Linked DNA regions of Homo sapiens: region 2 is linked to region 1. Evidence: chromatin loops called from intact Hi-C (ENCODE). Cell type or tissue: psoas muscle. All regions are shown on one strand.

Region 1 (2,500 bases):
AGTGAATGTATGTTCATGTATTTTGAATTGAAGGGTTCAAGAACATTACTATATGATTCTAGGATTCTCTGATTATACAACTTTTTGGGTGACAAAGGCTTCTAGTGTAAGAGGCGTCATTTTCAAGAGCTGGCTCTGAGAATAGTGATTGGTGTCCCTGTTCCAAACTTTGTAATTTTACCCACATGCTCACTGTTTTAGAGGTAGAAGTGACTTGAGAAATCTCTTAGTCCAGACTGTCCATTTTATGGATGAGGAAACTGGGGCAGGGATGTTAAATTCTTTAGGTTTGTTCATCTCCCAGGTGAGTAACCAGAAGTAGGTTATTCTGGTTGAAAATGGCAAAGCCTCAGCTTCACCCAGAGTTCATAAAGCATATCAAGCAAATGAGAGCATGGATTTAGGCACTTGCTGCTAGTATTACGCTAACTCTCAGCCTGTCTTGTGAGGATTCCTCTCACTGATTCCTTTCAATCTCTTCACTCATTGCTTAGGAAGCTGCCAGATACAGTGGAACAGTCATGGCCCTGGCGGTCAGACACACCTGGTTTTGACCCTTCCTCTTCTGTTACAAACCAGCTCTGTGACATAGGGCAAGTTACATCATCTCTGGAACCTCTTATTGCCCCGATGTGAAATGAGGACAAAGAAAGCCTCTCCTGAGGGTTGTTGCAAAGACGATAATATGGGAAAGACACCCAGGTGCAATGCATGGCATGTGCTTTTCTGCCATAACACAATTTCTCCTTAGCAACCAAGAAGAACAAGAGGAAGGGCCAGTTGTTAAGCACCTACTATATATTTAATACTCAACAAACCCAGGAAATAGTTTTTTTTTTTTTTTTAACTTACTTTACAGATAAGGAAGTTGAGGCTCAGGAAGTAGTCAATTGTCCAAAGTTACATAGTAAGTCCTAGTGGAAAAGAGAGTTCAAACCTGGTTCTTATTCTTAAGTCATTTGATCAAGCATTCTATTTCTCACAACCAAGTCAGTCCACTTGTTGTCTCTGAACACAACTAGCTTACTTCACCACCTTCGGTCCCATATGCCCACCCCCTCCCTGCCGCAACTGCCATGCAGTTGTCTCTGCCAGTCTCTGTCCCTGACCTCCTGCTAAAGCCAGCTGTCCCTGGCTAACCCCTTCCCATTTAACTGAGGCTGTCCTGCACTGGCGTGCACCAGATTCACTATGTGATGCAAAACATGTTTAGACAGGCATGTCATCTTAAAAACATACAATGTACAGTGTATTATGTACTATATATGTTTATATATGTGTATATATGTATATAAGTGTATATATATATATATATATACCTCCCCCCACTTTGTATTGTGTTGTGTTTCCCCAATTTTTGACAGCTGTTTGGACTTGCAGTGACATCCTGGGTGATTAAGTCCCAAGCATGTGTAGCCATCTCTAAATTATGGACTGATTTCAGCTCTCTCCCTTCTCTTTTCTTTAACAATCTTCTGTAACTTTCTCTTCTTTTTATTCCTAGAGTAAGAAATGACCAGAAGGGACTAAAAATAACTTGAAAAACACTGAATAATCTATTTTGGGGTGTGTTTCTTACTCCATAATACCCATGCACCCCTGGGCTCACAAGACTTTCTCTAAAGTCAGCCCTTGTGGAACACAGCGTGACTGTTAAATCAGGAATCCATCAGAGGGAAACTACCTAGGTAATAGGTTTAACTGTGATGTCCAGTGTGAGGAGGAAAATTAATTTTTCATTTCAAAGTTTTCACACACCTTCTGTTCTTTTCCAACTATATCAAGTATTGAAAAAACTCTCCTTTTGCATCACCACAAGCAAACACATATCCTTTTGAAAGTTCTTCCTGGGATCAATGACTTGACTCTTCACTTCAATTTTTCTGTCTGTGAAATGGAGATGAACTATTTACTTCTCAGGACTGTTGTGAAGCTTAAAGGAGATGAACATGAAGCAACTCGTCCAGTGCTGTGACTTACAGTGCTCAATAAAGGTTGGCTGCTATTATTGTTGTTCTATAGCAGTGACGACTGGCAAGGTTGGATAAATGACTCTTCTTCCCTGGATCAAAAGTGTTAAGTGTTGGGATTTTCCTACTTGGGATACTTTTGCTGAGAAATGCTGACAAAGTGAATCACAAGGCACTAACTCTTAGCAAATTTGAAAGAATATTTTTCAAGGATAATTTAAAAATGTGGAATGTTGACTATATATAACACTGCAGGAAAATCCAGGCTTTGGAGTTTGAATCTTGGCACCACTACATACATGCTGTGTGGTCTCAGATATAATACTTTATACAGCCAGGTGTCACTTTCATTATCTACTTAATTGGGATTATATTTCTCCTAGGTTTGATGTGACAGTTAACTGAGAACATACTTGTGAAAGAACCCAGAACTGTCCCTGCAAGGAACACGTACTCACATCATTCAGGTGGTAACAAGATGTCGGAGTAGAAATGAGTGAGTTATAGAGTCCAGGGTCTTGGTTCAGGTT
Region 2 (2,500 bases), 190 kb after region 1:
TGATGCTAACTCTATGCCTATTCAAGATTTGTGATTTTGACATTTGTTTCCTGTTTGTCTGACATTGTGTAAGGCTTAGTTCATTTGTTTATTATAATAAAGTTGCTGAATAGTGTAACATCAGCTAACCTTCATTTTCTCACTGAAAGCTTATTAAGCTGAAGAGATCTGTCTGTAGTCAAGAAACACTAAATGATTTCAGTGCAAGTTCAATTTCCACATATTCCATTAAACAATCAGTGGTCATAATACTTTGCATATAGAAAAATAAAGAAATAAAACAACCTAAAACAGAGAAAATAGTTGTCAATTTAATTCTAGTGGTTCAGGCATTTGAAATAAATCCCAGTTAGGTAGTAATACATGAATACAACTGATCATATATAATGGGGTTAAAGAATTGCTGAGGTATGACTGGGGTTTTCCACGAAAAATTAAAAGTTCTGTGACTCCACCCCTCCCAAGTAGACTGGCCTTCTTGTTCTTGCAGCATGAATACCAGAGTAACAATGACAATAAAATTGTGTTTTCTACTCCTCATAAGAGAAAGTGAAGACAACTGTTCCAGATTTATCTTCTGTATAAGATCTACCACTTCTTAGTTATTGACACTTGGTTTGTTCTCACCATTTCCTCTGCCTTTCATGTCTCCTTTCCTGACATTGAAGAAGGCTGTAGTGATAAGTCAAAGTGAGAGGCTGACTCTTTGGCATTAATGAAAATTAAAGAAAGAAAATTCTTCTTAGGGCAGCAGAGACAAATAGTCTGATATTCTGGGAGTGGTGGTTGTGGCAGAGGTGAGAATGTAGGGACATAGAGTAGCTGGGAAAGGGTTCTTTGGGCATTTAATCTGTCACCCACATTTCTCTGCACTGGCTTATTCCCAGATACCTAGAGATATGAGTGATTTTTTTTCATGTGAAAGACCTCTCCAATGCACATATAAATATGTGTCCATTCATGTAAATAAATTTATACATTTATATATGCAAAATAATAGTGAAGTAGCTTATCAAAGGAAGGATACCTTCACTTTTGAGTTTCAGGATGATTCAGCAGGAGTATCAATGTTCTTAAATGTTGGTATGGTTGGTACTCAGAAGTCCTGCTGCCAACCAGTTACCATTACCAAGTTAGCTGTGTGACCTTGGGCAAGTTACACACCTCTCTGGTCTTTACTATTCTCTTTTGTAAAGCAAGGATAAGAGCATCTACTCATAGGGTCATGTGAAGCACTTAGAACAGTGCCTGGAAGACACCAAGAACCATTATTATTGTTATTTGTGCTTTTCTTTGTTTTTAAAATAAGACAGGACTTGAGGCATGTGCAAACTTCTTAAGGGCACACTGACCTTGGAATTGTTCATTCTTATCAGAGTCCCAGGTGACTAAGAAATGTTAAATGAGAGGCAAGTGCTGTTATAGATGCTTGGGGGCATGATTTAGTTGGCTGTGAATGAAATTTTCCTGCTGTTGTGGATCTTATTAATATCACTTTGTGATGGATTGTTCCTGTTCTGCGTGTTAAGGATGAGACTGTAGTCCGAGTCCCTGGAAAATGTTGCCCGCAGTGCTCTGCAAGATCCTGCTCTGCAGCTGGCCAAGTATACGAGGTAAGCTTTCATGCTCCCCATGTAGGTGTTTTGACATCCGTTCTCACACATCTGCCCTCCACCCACTCCAGCCACCATAAGTCACCACCCTCATGTCTGACTCTGCCAGGAATAGTAACTCAGTACATAAACAGCTTTTCTCTTCTCTTCACAGAAAACTTGTAGGAAAAAATTAAGTTGAAGAGGATTAGAAATATAAAGGAATGTGCTGGCAAGCAGAACCTAGTTTAAGAACCTTGGTGAACTTACTGTTCACATGTCTTGAGGGGGAAAAAAAGGGCTATTATTGATTACCATCAGTTTACATTTAGCTTTGAGGCTCTGTGGATGTTTTTCTGCTTTGGTTGGATTTTATGCATTGACATCTGGAGACCGTCCCCTCACACCCCTGCCATCTTACACTGGGGAAAACCTGGCGGTGGTAGAAGACAGAGGGAAGGGAGGCGAGAGGCTGTTGGTGGTAGAACCTGCAAACTCAAAAGTACTATTGGATAGCCTGGATAACGATGTGCCTAACATGTAGTAAGCATCAAATAAAGATGAGTTTAACAAATTGAATGAATGGATGAATGAATGAGTGAATGTTCTGTCTTGGGAGTGCCTAGCTGGTCCAGAAAAAGGTTACATTACTCAAAAGCAAAGAACACATAAAAAAATAAACTCAATTACTTCCCTTACTCGCCAGCCACTCTAAAAAAGACTAAATAGAAATTGGGGTCATGACTCTCAGTAGAAAATCTGAAACTAAGTATTAGGGGATAGGTGCCTCACAAATTCTAGGCAGGTCACTTGAAATCTGAATGAAAATAACTAATTGGGAAGGATTTTTATATGTGCTAGATCTGTGCTGCCTGACACAGTGGCCACATATGTGGCTTGCATTATAT

What was found. Hi-C counts contacts between places; a loop is a spot of excess contacts. Peaks named below come from ENCODE experiments on the same cell type or tissue, not always from the same donor. Only the 100,000 strongest peaks of a DNase experiment are listed, where the experiment ranks them.
Region 2: it touches region 1 in a loop (2.1-fold over the local background); 1 of 110 quality-filtered maps calls a loop at or near these places.

What each region holds. Positions count from the first base shown.
Region 1 is chr4:78,068,958-78,071,457 of GRCh38, forward strand. All of the region lies in intron 2 of FRAS1 (Fraser extracellular matrix complex subunit 1), which reads left to right. It overlaps LOC107986293 (a long non-coding RNA gene), which reads left to right. Exons shown (of 2, transcript XR_001741746.1): 2 at 1,505-2,500. Among named protein-coding and RNA genes, the nearest start is that of FRAS1, 13 kb to the left of the region's middle. In psoas muscle, no CTCF peak of the experiment used is centred here; a DNase peak (open chromatin) is centred at 1,084; H3K4me3 peaks cover 579 bases; H3K27ac peaks cover 1,233 bases.
Region 2 is chr4:78,263,496-78,265,995 of GRCh38, forward strand. It overlaps FRAS1 (Fraser extracellular matrix complex subunit 1), which reads left to right. Exons shown (of 74, transcript NM_025074.7): 7 at 1,530-1,613. Among named protein-coding and RNA genes, the nearest start is that of SNORD161, 24 kb to the right of the region's middle. In psoas muscle, no CTCF peak of the experiment used is centred here; no DNase peak of the experiment used is centred here.